Regions from separate parts of the Mus musculus genome. Here region 2 is linked to region 1. Evidence: chromatin contacts called from ENCODE Hi-C or POLR2A ChIA-PET data. All regions are on one chromosome and are shown on one strand. Each heading gives the region's core, a stretch centred on a gene start or an enhancer-like site at or near the end of the contact. The rest is flanking DNA. Distances are from core to core; before and after follow the strand shown. Region 1 holds the start of Arc (activity regulated cytoskeletal-associated protein). Region 2 holds the start of Them6 (thioesterase superfamily member 6).

Evidence for each region. A loop is a pair of places that touch in the nucleus more often than their neighbours do. ChIA-PET counts read pairs that join two places held with the same protein, here RNA polymerase II (POLR2A).
Region 2: POLR2A ChIA-PET joins it to region 1 with 11 read pairs in embryonic stem cell. The contact joins the promoter of Them6 here to the promoter of Arc in region 1. A Hi-C loop is called at or near these places in 1 of 37 maps with a recorded cell type or tissue (gastrocnemius). POLR2A ChIA-PET finds 5 or more read pairs at or near these places in 3 of 5 experiments (Patski and embryonic stem cell).

The regions. Positions count from the first base shown.
Region 1 is chr15:74,669,969-74,676,559 of GRCm38, reverse strand. Arc (activity regulated cytoskeletal-associated protein) reads left to right here and starts at 3,990. Exons shown (of 3, transcript NM_018790.3): 1 at 3,990-5,995; 2 at 6,241-6,380; 3 at 6,567-6,591. The coding sequence starts at 4,188. The coding sequence ends at 5,378. It overlaps Gm32994 (a long non-coding RNA gene), which reads right to left and starts at 3,547. Exons shown (of 5, transcript XR_003951652.1): 1 at 3,137-3,547; 2 at 1,074-1,204; 3 at 1-962.
Region 2 is chr15:74,717,779-74,724,369 of GRCm38, reverse strand. Them6 (thioesterase superfamily member 6) reads right to left here and starts at 3,136. Exons shown (of 2, transcript NM_198607.1): 1 at 2,563-3,136; 2 at 1-910. The coding sequence starts at 3,075. The coding sequence ends at 800.

The sequences.
Region 1 (6,591 bases), core at 2,741-5,240:
CTACTGTGTCCAGAGACTGGCAGTGGGGGTGACCGGAAGTCATTCAGCCAGCAGACGGCCGGTGGGAGGGCCAGGTGTCCTCCCTCCTGCTGGCGGCTCATTCTTATGTCAGCTCAGCCTGAGGGTACTAGGCTTTAAGCATCAGTAGGCAGAGGCTTTCTGAAGTCTGCAGTGCCTAGTCTTGAGGGGGTCCCTCCTTCCTTCCTTCCTTGTCCCATGCTGACACCAAGAAAGGACTCCAGCCACCTTCAGCTTGGTGGAGCCTTACCCCTCCCTCCCCACACTGCCACTGAGAGAAGGGTGAAGCCAGATAATTAAAAAGGGATGTGGAAAGGCTCTTCTCTTTCCCTCCCTCTGATCTCTGTCAAAGGACTGCTCTGGACCCCTGGTTTCAACCCATAGCATAGACCTGGAGTTGGACAGGGTACCTGGGCATCAGCCAGGAGCTAGGACCAGGCAGCAAAAGACATCTGTGCAAAGTTGGGTAGCAGGCAGCTGTCTAGAGATTTGACGAAAGCACCTGGGCCAGGGGCTGGGCGGGAGGTCCTGCTGCTCGGCCAGTCAAGGGGCAGAAGCCTATACCCTTTCTCCTGCGTCCACACAGATGGCAAGTCTGTGGGCAGATGAGAGCAGGAAGTCCAACCAGGTCCCTGCTGCATCCACCTCTGCTGCCCTGGATTCTGTCTTCATGAGGAATGGGGTCCCTTAACCCATATCACAGGGTGGGGGATGATCAAGGTACTTGTGTGTGTGTGTATGTTCACGGGTATGAGCACATGCTTGTGTGTGCCTTTGTGTGCAGGTACGGGGATGGCCGTGAGCTGTGTCCTTGAAGGAGCTTACTTACCCTTGTTACTCACGGATGTTGACTGTTCAGCCTTAGAGAAAACATCTGCTGGGAAGACCATCTAGCCGGGGACAGCTGTGCCCCACAGTGGCCATGAAGGGACTTCGAAGATATCCTATGAAGCACAAGGAGGAGACTTAAGGGACTCTAAAGCCCCCATGCCTCTGGGAGCCAAGGTGGTGGGGACAGGGACATATGTGATTACTGTCAAGAATTGTGTACTCACCAGAAGTCTTGGGTTGGGAAGAGGATGAGGAGAACAGTGCTAGAGGTTCCAGATGTCGGGGCAGGACAGGAGGCTAAGGGACACTTGCTGGTCCCAGACCTCTCTGACTCCTCTCAGGAGGAGGTTTCCTCCTGAAAAAAGGCTCCTTAGTATGACAACACCACAATGTAAATGCTAAGAGGCCAGAGCCCAGGGTATCTGGAATGCTGGGGACAAAGGGCCAGGACTGACAGGGCTGTGGAACCAAGGTCACCTGGATCTTAGCGCTCTAAAGATTCACCCAGACCTGCCCCATTGCTGAGGACTTGCGCTTTTCCTCAGAATTCATCTAGAATCTCTCAGGTAATTTTGCCATGGTTCCTCCCCATGTTCTTTCCCTGAACAGGCCCAGCCTCCCCACCCCACCACACTGCCCCCATCCTACCCCACCCCCGCCCTGATCCTTCCCCAGCCTTCCAGGGGGCTGAAGGTGGCACTATCTACCCCTCGCATGGGCAGGATTAGTGGGGCGGGTACTGGAAGAGTGTGGGTTAGAAATCCCCCTCTCTGAAGGCAGGGAGCCAGCCAGCCTGGCCTCTTTTCCAGCAGCAGAATGTAGCCCCAGGCTGCAGTGTGGGGGCGAGAAGGGAGTTGCTGAGGGCTTCTGGGGCGATAATTGGGCAGCGATTAAATGTTCCCAGAGGAGCTATGGCTGTTGCCTGTGCCTGTCACCTGTCACTGGGCTCCTGTGTTCGTGGCTTCTGAAGACCCCGGAGGAGGAAGCAGGGCTTCCTGTGACTTTTCACCCCAGTGGGGCTCAGAGTAGTGTCTCGGGGTCAGTGGCCTGGATGGACTGCCCTCCATGGAGATAGGAAATGCAGTGGTCAGAGGGTCAGAGCACTTCAGCCTCGGAAACTTCTCCATTTGTGCCCAATCCCCCCTACGGACAGGGGGTGGGGGATCCTGGTCACTGGCCACAGTGCAGCTGGTTGACACCCTTGCACTCTCCAGCCTGCTCATCCTCAGCTTCCCCACTCTAGGGGGCTGTCCACCAGCTTCCGTGTGGGTACAGAGAGACTGACTCTGGCCACTGAAGGGCTACTGCTGGCATGTGTGCAGACAGACCAGGGTCCAGTTGCCCCGTCAACCCTACCCCATGGCGTAGGACCTTGGTTAACCTTCAGCTCCCTCCAGACTCAGGCCTGCAGCTCCCGGCTCCCAGGATTCCCCCATAGGAAAACTCTAGTTAGTCCCTATTCTAGCAATTTCTCTGCTTGTTTCCCCTCCCTGCAGTGATGCCCCTCTGCCTGCCTTCTGTGTCCGCCTACTCACCTCTAATTAGAAATGCCAGGAGAGCCATTTTAGGGGAGTTTTTTTTCCCCCAGAAAGACATTCCTCTCAGGGATGGAAGCCCTGGGTGTGTGTGTGGAGGGGGGGGGGAGGGGGGACAGGTTGGCTCTAAGAGAGGCAGGGCTCCCCAAAGCTTCTTGAAAACAGAGGAGGGGGCTCTGAGGGATATGAGGTTAGGAGAGTTCTGTAGGTGTGTGAGCAAAAGTGGGGTGGGAGAAGCTGAGATGTGAGTACACGTGGATTACAAGTGGGGGCCACTGGTGTGTGTGTGGAAGGCCATGAGTGGGGGGCATGAGTCCACAGAGAGGGCCGTGAGTGGGGGGCATGAGTCTACATGGAAGGGTGTGAGTGGGCTAAGTGCTGGTTGGTATGAGTGTTCAGTGTGTATGTATGAGTGTGAGAGAGGGGGAGCTGGCAGAGAGGAAAGGGGGTTCTTGCAGGCACCATGTGTCTGTGGGCCCCTGTAGGCTTCTGCTGTGGGCAGTGATATGTCCCCAAGTAACATCAGGAAATGGGAGACCTAGACCTGTGTTTCTGGCTTGGTGTAAGTCAAGAAGGATGCCCTCCCCCACTGCACCACAGCGCTGTTGGCTGTTGCCAGGGAATCGGAAGGGGCCTCCCTCTAGAGGGAATCTCAGCTTCCGGAGCCCCATTCCTTATATGGCATCTTGCTTTCCTCTGCAGGCTCCTTCCCCTCCTTCCTCCTTCTCCCTCCCTCCTTCCTCCGGACTAACCTCTTGGAAGGCTTGAGAAGCTTCTGGTCCAGTTGTGGCTGGGTCCTAGGGACTTCAGGGTTCAGCAATGTTGCCTACACATCTTGATATCCCTATGCCCTACCCCAGTGTCTGTACAGGTTCAAGTGATACATCTGTTTCAGGGCACTGCGGCCCTGTTCAGCCACTGACACACAGACAGGGCCACTCAGTGTCCACAAACCTATGAAGGGGTCCAGAAAAAGCCTTGCCTGAGTGGAGTTCCCGAACAATATTGGACCAGGCTAGGATTTGGACTTATGACTCTTGGGGCAAGGTTGGGCAGGAAGTAGGTGTGTGTGTGTGTGTGTGTGTGTGTGTGTGTGTGTGTGTGTGTCCCGCTAACCAAAGGCAGCTGAGGATAGAAGGGTTTGGAGTGAGAGATTCCTACCAGGCACTTCTGAAGTTGCATACTGTGTGGTCAGGATGGGCAAGAGTCAGGATGGGCGCATCAAAGATTCAGAGGGGTAACGTCCAGCTGCTCCCTAAGAAAAGAGATCATGAGGCCCCAGGGCAAACAGTAGGTAATAACCTGCCTTAGCCTCATCCTCGCTGCCCAGGACTAGGTAGAGGAGAGTGTCTCCGGTCCCCAAAATCCCTCCCGGTGGGAGGCGCGCAGCAGAGCACATTAGTCACTCGGGGCTGTGAAGGGGCGGGTCCTTGAGGGCACCCACGGGAGGGGAGCGAGTAGGCGCGGAAGGCGGGGCCTGCGGCAGGAGAGGGCGCGGGCGGGCTCTGGCGCGGAGCCTGGGCGCCGCCAATGGGAGCCAGGGCTCCACGAGCTGCCGCCCACGGGCCCCGCGCAGCATAAATAGCCGCTGGTGGCGGTTTCGGTGCAGAGCTCAAGCGAGTTCTCCCGCAGCCGCAGTCTCTGGGCCTCTCTAGCTTCAGCGGCGACGAGCCTGCCACACTCGCTAAGCTCCTCCGGCACCGCACACCTGCCACTGCCGCTGCAGCCGCCGGCTCTGCTCCCTTCCGGCTTCTGCCTCAGAGGAGTTCTTAGCCTGTTCGGAGCCGCAGCACCGACGACCAGATGGAGCTGGACCATATGACCACCGGCGGCCTCCACGCCTACCCTGCCCCGCGGGGTGGGCCGGCCGCCAAACCCAATGTGATCCTGCAGATTGGTAAGTGCCGAGCTGAGATGCTGGAACACGTACGGAGGACCCACCGGCATCTGTTGACCGAAGTGTCCAAGCAGGTGGAGCGAGAGCTGAAAGGGTTGCACAGGTCGGTGGGCAAGCTGGAGAACAACTTGGACGGCTACGTGCCCACCGGCGACTCACAGCGCTGGAAGAAGTCCATCAAGGCCTGTCTTTGCCGCTGCCAGGAGACCATCGCCAACCTGGAGCGCTGGGTCAAGCGTGAGATGCACGTGTGGAGGGAGGTCTTCTACCGTCTGGAGAGGTGGGCTGACCGCCTGGAGTCCATGGGCGGCAAATACCCAGTGGGCAGCGAGCCGGCCCGCCACACTGTCTCTGTAGGTGTGGGGGGTCCAGAGCCCTACTGCCAGGAAGCTGATGGCTATGACTATACCGTTAGCCCCTATGCCATCACCCCGCCACCTGCCGCAGGAGAACTGCCTGAACAGGAGTCAGTTGAGGCTCAGCAATATCAGTCTTGGGGGCCAGGTGAGGATGGGCAACCGAGCCCTGGTGTGGATACACAGATCTTCGAGGACCCACGGGAGTTCCTGAGCCACCTGGAAGAGTACCTGCGGCAGGTGGGTGGCTCTGAAGAATATTGGCTGTCCCAGATCCAGAACCACATGAATGGGCCAGCCAAGAAGTGGTGGGAGTTCAAGCAGGGCTCGGTGAAGAACTGGGTGGAGTTCAAGAAGGAGTTTCTGCAATACAGTGAGGGTACACTCTCCCGTGAAGCCATTCAGCGGGAGCTGGAGCTGCCGCAGAAGCAGGGTGAACCACTCGACCAGTTCCTCTGGCGCAAGCGGGACCTGTACCAGACACTGTATGTGGACGCTGAGGAGGAGGAGATCATTCAGTATGTGGTGGGCACCCTGCAGCCCAAACTCAAGCGCTTTCTGCGCCACCCACTCCCCAAGACCCTGGAGCAGCTTATCCAGAGGGGTATGGAAGTGCAGGACGGCCTGGAGCAGGCAGCTGAGCCTTCTGGCACCCCACTGCCCACAGAGGATGAGACGGAGGCACTCACACCTGCTCTTACCAGCGAGTCAGTAGCCAGTGACAGGACCCAGCCTGAATAGAGGGGCCAGCCCAGGGTCCCCAGCCCGCCTGCCACACCCAGCCTGTGGCTTTTGCCAACTAGGACTTGAGCTGGGGCTGACTCCCAAAGGGATGCCCTGTCCAGCCAGACATCTACTCACCCACTGACCTGGCCTGACTCACAACTGCCACACAACCATGCTACATGGACTGAACATCAAGAAGCCCCTTTCCCATAGGGCTCCCACCTGCCGCCTACCCCTCATCTGTCTGCCCTGGTCCTGGCCCCCAGCCCCATTGGCCTCACCCTCTACACTCTCAGACCATCACAGAACACGATCTGGCTTCCTCATTCTGCTCCAGTGTCCAGGGCTCTTTGGGTAATCAAGAAACCAAGTGTCTGAAAGGCAACAAAAAGTAGGCACCAAAACCCAGGGGACATCCTAGGGCAGATGCTAAAGCAGAGATGCTGAGGGAACCTCAACTTCCGGGGATGCAGCCCACTCCTGCAGACACAGCAGATCCAGCTGGTACCCTAGCTGCCGCCCAGGGCAACCGGCCAGTCTTGGGCAGCATAGCTCCCCTCCCAGGGGTGAGCTGAAGCCACAAATGCAGCTGAAGCAGCAGACCTGACATCCTGGCACCTCCTGGCCCCCAGGTGAGCCCTGCACCGTGTATCTTAGAGTGGGGGGGGGGGGCGTGCAGAACCAAGTCCACTTTCCAGGAGCCCTTCAAGGCTTCCCTAGCAAATTAGTTGCAAGGGTGGAGTGAAGTGGCATCAGAGTGGGTGTCATTGTAGTGGGCACTGGCACTTCACGGTCCAAGGACGGGGCTGAGGTGGGGGCGGTTCTGGGGGAATTTGCTAAGCCAGCTCACCGAGGACCCTGTGATTTCTCACCCCAGCAGTGATTCATACCAGTGAAGAAGAGCAGAGCTCAGCTCCGTGACTCAGCCATGGCAGGCGGAGGGTCCCCGAGGGGCTGAGTCCTCACACCCAGCCGAGGCAGCGGCTGGAGCCTACAGAGCCAGGAGAATGACACCAGGTAAGAAAGTCTTGCCTCCTATCCTGACCAAGCCTCAGATCCCAGCCACTCTCCAGATTTCTGGGTTATCCGGGAAGTCCTGACAGGCCCCAGGGGTACCAGCTGGGAGCAGGGTAACCTGGTGTCCCTCCTGGATCTAGTGGTGAGCAGTTCTCTCACCATCTTGCTGCTTCCTGTGTCCTTCAGGTCTCAAGGCTGCTGAGAAGTCTTT
Region 2 (6,591 bases), core at 1,887-4,386, 49 kb before region 1:
GAGAACTCTTTTAATCTTGTGCTTTCTTTAAATAAAACGGGTTGCAGCTTTCCCCTTGACAGCACTAAGGCAAGCATAGCAGCGTGGAGGTGGAGGTGGGGGTGGGGATGGGGGTGAGGAGGGTGCGGGGGGGGGGGGTGCAGGGCATCACTGAAGCTTTGGGCTCTGGCTCCAGGTGTGGTTCCCAGAGAGGGAGCAAGGAGGCCGTTCCTAGCTTCAAGCAGCTGGCCTCTCCCTGAGCTGACAGGACAGGTGCTAGGCATAGTCATGGAGCCCCAGACGTCATGGCGACCAGCCTAGAACAGGGTATATCCTCTTAAGAGTGGTGGGTATCACCAGAATCTTAGCCAATGACCAGCACCCACTTGCCCTTCTGTGTTCTCGGGGGCCCTTGGGTTGGTTCTGGTCTTGCTTCCCTGCTATGAGGTGACCCTCCAGATGGCCCACTGTCCCTGAGTAAGCTGCAGGCCCCAGCCACACCCATGACTACTCTGGCCTGCTTGGCCACAAGCAGCCCTGACTTTGGGTTCTGCTGGCCCTTGTGCTCCAGGACCCTGTGCATCTGGGCACACTAGAACAGTCTCGCTATGGGGACCCAGGAGGCAGAGCCGGGCCAGGACAACAACATCCACCCCACCAGCTGCCCAAAAATGAGGCAAGCACAGGGGAGTGTCAAGCGGGTAAAAGAAGCCAGGCTTGTCTGAGGCCATTCTGGTTAGGAGTGCACCCACCCCAGGCAGCCCATTCCCATGGAACGGACTGGCTGACAGGCGGGGCAGGGAGGATGCAGATGTGGCAGTCACTGGTCCTTTCTGTCACTGAGGCCGCTCTCAGCACGGAGCAGCTGGCTGCTGGTCTCATTGTAGGAGATCCAATGTTTCAAGTCTTCTGGCAGCTCAGGGGGCTCCACCTGCAGGGAGACAGGAAGTTGAGGTTTCAGAGAGCCCGGTGCCACTGTGAGCGCTAAGCAGAAGGCACAGAAAAGGGGCAAGCAGCCAGGCTGCTGCCCTTCTGCCTCTGGACCTCCTGCTTTATCGCATCCCCTACTCTGTGACCTTGCAGGAACCACACCCAAATTAATGACATCTGACCCAGTGCTCTCCCAAGCCCTTCTAACCTATTTTCTCCTTCCTAGCTCTTTCTAGCCCATCTACTTCTGCCAGGCCCTCACCAGCGGGACCACGCTTCAAGTGTCTGTCCCCAGAATCAGGCAAAAGCCTATGAGGTTGGCTGGGTGACTGACCACCACCAGCTGCCTAGAGAAGAGCAGGATGTGGGGAGGTGCTCCTGCAGGAGACTACCTGACAAAGCTGCTGCCCCGGAGTCCTTGCAGATAGGTTCTGAGGACTGAGGGTGAGGGAAGAGGCTCGATAAGGTGCTCTCTTCTCACAGCAAGTGCTACACGGCAGCCAGGAATGACTGACCTATAGTCTAGGCTCTATCTGGGCACACTTTACTGTCAGAGACACCCCATCCTGGCACCTGGCCTCAGAACAGTTCCTCAGCTTACAGAACCCTACCCCAGACTTGGCCTGTCTTGTACCATATCTGCCTCTGCCTGGGACCCAAGTAACCATGGAAACTCCCAGCCAACCCCCCTGGCCTCCAGCTGAGCTGAGTTGCCAGGGTGCTTCAGTTCGCCTCCTCCAAGCTGTTACTGCTAGCTGGGGCTGCACCTCCAGTCCCCTCACCCCTTACAGGCACTTTATCAACCAGTACCAAACAGCCCATGGGAACTCATGACTAGATAAAGAGAGAAAGCGAGGGAGAGCCTTCTCTGCCACCAATTGCTGGGAGGACTTCTCGAGCCCGTGTTTCCCTTCAGATATAGCCCCTCAGCACTGATGTAAGGTCATTCCTATACTCTAAGAGGAGGCACTTGTCCAAGACAGGCGGGAACAATAGGGTGGGGCATGCCCTGGTACTCTTCAGGAGCCTGCCTTGGCAACCATCACTACTCTGGCTGTCTCCAAGGTCACAGTTGCTATACTGCAGTAGCTAGCTCTGCCACCGTGCTAGAGGAGTGGACCCTGGGGAGGGGCCTTGTGTCCCAGCAGGCACAGGGTTCTCCTCCTTCCAACCTTGGAAAGACTCAAGGCTTGTGGTCCCCTGGGGTCAATCCAACCCCCAGTCCTCTCTGCTGCAAGCTGCGCCAAAGAGGGCCTCGAGTCCACTAGAATTCCCAGCAACTGCTTCTAACTGACATCCTTTTATCCCATACTCAAAACCAAAGACCACAGAGGGTGACTCAGCACTGTAGAACACACAGAACTAGGACTCAGACTCCTAGCTGAGATACCTACTCTGAGCATCTCAGTTCTAGAAGAGAGGGAGAGAGGAGAAACTCTGTGCTTGGGAGTAAATTCAAAACTGGCTAGGCCTGAACGGAAAAGCCTTGGTTCATAGATGATGGGGACCCCAAGAAGGGCAACTCCTTGGACACAGAGGAAACGTGCAAAAGTGTTCCGACATTGGAACAGTCCCAGAACTTCAAAGGGGTTTTTCTCGCGGGAGAGGGCTGAGAGCCAAACAGGGCCGGGGCATCGGGGTGGGGCTGCTCACCCTCCGTTTGCACAAGTGCTGTACTACTCGATCCGGCGAGGTGCCCAGCACGTGCTGTCGGAAACGCAGCAAGGCGCACACGAAACCATCGCGAAGGCTGACAAAACGCGCCTCCAGGTAGAAGGCGCGGTCGTCCCAGCCTTGCAGTCGCGTGTGTACCTCGAACGGCTCAAACAGGCGCAGCGAGCGGCGATAGCGCGCGCACGAGGCGGCCAGCACCGTGTGCGCGTTCAGGTCGCGCAGCGCCCCCAGCACACCGCAGCGGGTCAGGTGCGCAGCGCGCGCCACATCCGCCTCGCGCAGGTAGCGCGCGTTGTTCATGTGTAGCAGCAGGTCCAGGTCCGATGGCAGCACCCGGCCGGCATACCGCTGCTCCGCCAATAAGTCGCGGACCCGCGGCTGCAGCAAGCGTGCGCGCAGAACAGCACACGGCACGCGCACCAGGTACCAGCCGTCCAGCAGCGCAAAGAAGGCGAGCGCCAGGGATAACGACGCCACCAACAGCTCCAGCATCTTGGCAGCGGGCACCTGGTGTCCAGGAGCCCGCTGCGCAGGTTGCCTGCTGCCGGCCGGCCCTGAAGCCTGGGAGCTCCGAGGACTGGAGCGCACCAACTCTTCCAGCAGTCCGAGGGGGAGTACTCCAGAGGCAGCGGCGCCGTGAGCTGGAGTAGCTCGCACAGATACTGGTTCCCCCCTGCGCGCGTCCTCGATGGCCTAGTCTGGGTCCTCTGCGTTAGCGGCTTTCGCTTTTCTCGGGGCGGGGCGGGTCACGGCGGGACGCTCCGAGCAGTACAGCGCCACCTGGCTACGGCGCTCGGCCCTGCAGGTGCAAGAGTGACAAGGAAGCCTGCTCCCGCTAGTGATCCAGTCAGTAGCTCAGATGAGCATAGCCAAAGAATTCCAGAACTTCTGCGGAGCAGCTGGGGAACTTTGCCAGGAAAACAAACAATGCATCTCCAAGGATGCTGAGAGCCTATCCAGACATCCCATTTCTGCACGGCCCCTGGGACGTTCATGGTCTTCCGGGTGTCTTTCAGTCTCAGTCTGCATGCACGTTACTTGTCCCCGCCCGCCAAAAATCTTGATTATCCCAAGTACACCCCAATAATTCCTACCCTTTATCTCTTTTAATGCAAGATGGAGGAGAGGTGGGGCATGGAGAGGGGTGTGATGAATGTAAATGACATTATCAACCGGGCTAAAGGTGCAGACCGTGGTTTGTGGAATGTCAGTCCCTTTTCTTTGGCATAGGGGTAGGTCCCAAGGTCAGGCTGTCTCTCCTCTCCAGGACTCTGTAACAATCCTGTATGCAAGTGACTGGTAGGGAGCCCAGGGATGGATGGGCTGATGGCCTTCCAGATACCCTGGTCAGCATCACTCCACTGTCCCATGCTGAGCTGGGTGGGTCCGCTGTAGTCACTGACCAGAGCACAGGTCTTTTTCAGTTTTACTTCTGAAGCTAGGAGCTTTGGCAAAGCGAGTGCCTGGGGTCTCTGGAGAGACAAGGAATTCACTGCCTATTAGGGTAGCTTCAAAGGACCGGAAGAAGAACCTTCCCCGCATACTGGTTACACTTACAACACCCACTTTGTCCTGGTCTGTACTCTAGCTTGGGGAGGGACAGATCCTCAGAAGGAAGAGACTAAGTAAGGCTCTCTAAGTTCATTGCTCAGATAATGGGTTTTCTGTCACCTACTGTCCACCCTGTCTCTTGCCTCCAGGGGAGAGATCTGCCCACTGGTAGCCAGGCCTTTGAAACAGGAAAGAATGTGAATGAGCACCCACCTCCAGGCTCCCCTCTGTTCCTGTCACCATCCTTCATTCCCAGCCTTTCTGTTGGCTGCTCTCGTCACTTCTACACACTGTCCACTTTGCTCTCATTTTCCTCTCCTGTACCCCAGCCTGTGTCACATTGCCAGAGTCCTCTCCCAGGGACCTGAGCACACCTCGCTGAAGGTTCACGTGTATATAATGCATGTCTATCTCATAGCCGAACCCTGACTGCCTGGTCTGGTTGTTCTAACCGACCACGGTGTCTGCAGAAGGCAATACCGTGCCAAGGATTGCTCAATATGCCTCTTCCCCTGCCAGCACTGGATGAATAGGAATGCTGGATGCAGAAACTTTGCTCAGGGACCTTTGGCTCTTTGAGGGCTCCTGTGTTTGCCCTCGAGGCAGGTGGGCAATTCATTTTAGCTACCAGGGAGAACACAAGGCACAGGATGGCTAGGGTGGGAGGGTGGGGTCTAGTAGGATGACAGGTCCTAAACCCCGCCCCTCCAAATTCTGGTCCCGCCCCATCCTTCCATAGCTCCGCCCCTCTAGATGAGTGGCACTACACTGGTGACTGAAACTATGAGGGAGTTAGAAACCCATTCCAGGGCATAGACTTGATCTTGGGATCCAGGGGCTCGTTACTTCTCAGAGCACCTTCTGCTACTTCCCTCATTCTAACTTTAATAACTCATTGCAAGGAAGTCTCCAGGATAGGGGGTGAAGGGTCTCATCTCAGTCTCTCTGCTCTGGGGCACTCTTGGCCTGCAGCACCTTGTGGGCACAAACCACAGGGAGAGAGAGTCTTGGCTAAGGGGCAGCTGAAGTGTGGTCCCTGGTGGGCTGAGTCTACCACAAAAGGATGGCCATTCCGTGCCAGCCTCTGGTATCCTCTTTCCTTTGTTCTCCCAGCTCTTGTGTTAAGAAACTGAATACTCCCATATTTTTCATATTTATCTGAGTCTGCTGTCCTGCAGACTCCTTTCGTGGGGTGGGTCTAGGGTGTGCAGGAGTGTTGAGGAGAACCCAGCGAAGCCTCGGTGACTGCTGGATGTGGTATGTCAGGAGCAGCGCTTGGAACCAGGCAGATGCCCCATCACTGCCGAGCAGCTGGAGTGGGGCAGGGTCCTGCAAACTGTGTCTTGTCATCCACTATCCCCAGAGAAGGCAGCAAGCCTGAACCAGAAGGTTCACTAGATGTACCACCAGAAATACCACCCGGAGCATGCATGTGCGTGCGCGCGCACACACACACACACACACACACACACACACACACACACACACCACGACTGCTGTTGGACCCAGGTCCTGCATCATGTTCCTAGGAGATGTGACATTCTGCTGGAAGACCCCTAGATCTTCAGTGTCCTCCTGAAGACACAGGGCCTCCCAGAACCTGGACTCTGCTCCTGGCAAGCTAGGCTTGTTTGTGGGTGAGGAAGGAGGCAGCTTTTGGGGGAGGGCTGGAGGGAAAGGCTGAAGTTGGCACTCTGGGTCATTCAGATAACAGCCTAGAAAAGCCATACCACCTGTCTATGCTCACTTCTCCCTAGGGTTGAGAGGGAGGCCTCCTACTTATGGTCATACACAAAGGCTGAGGGCATCTGAGAGCCCTGGAGCCTATGGCCAGGCTCACCCTCAGCATGACTCCTGTGCTACTGGTTACTGGGATCCTACTGCTACCACTAGACTCTGGAGCTCGGGTTCTGACCCCTGGCTTAATACATAACTGGGCCCTTCAGTGACCCTCTGTGTCTCCTGTGCCTCCTCCTCTCGGGCACCCAAAGCCCACAGTTTGTGCTGTTACTCACTGTTCTGGAATTTAAAGCTTTAAGTGCCTGTGATTCCTGAGAGAGGGGTCAAAGGCCCTAGTAACTGGCCTCACCTGGAAAAAGCCCGCAGTGCACTAGGCAGGAGGGAGGCGGGAAGACACATATTGACTTCCTCATGCTCTCTCAACACTGATGGGGGTGGGGGTCAGCTGTGAAAATAGGGTCCTCATGCAGGTTCACACCCAGGATCCGCAGGGTATTCCCAGGTTTCTTTCAAAGAGGTTTTCCCAGGGATGAGAAGGGTGGGCATGTTCTCCTGTAGCCAGTCCTTCCCAAGCTTCTAAGTGCACAGACAGACCCAGCAGAAAGAGTTCAGGAGTGTGGGCTGGTGGAGTGGGGTGGGGTGGGTGTGAGTAGCTGCCTCCCTGCTTCTTCTTGTTTTTGTTTTTGTTTTTGATTTATGAGACAGGGTTTCTCTGTG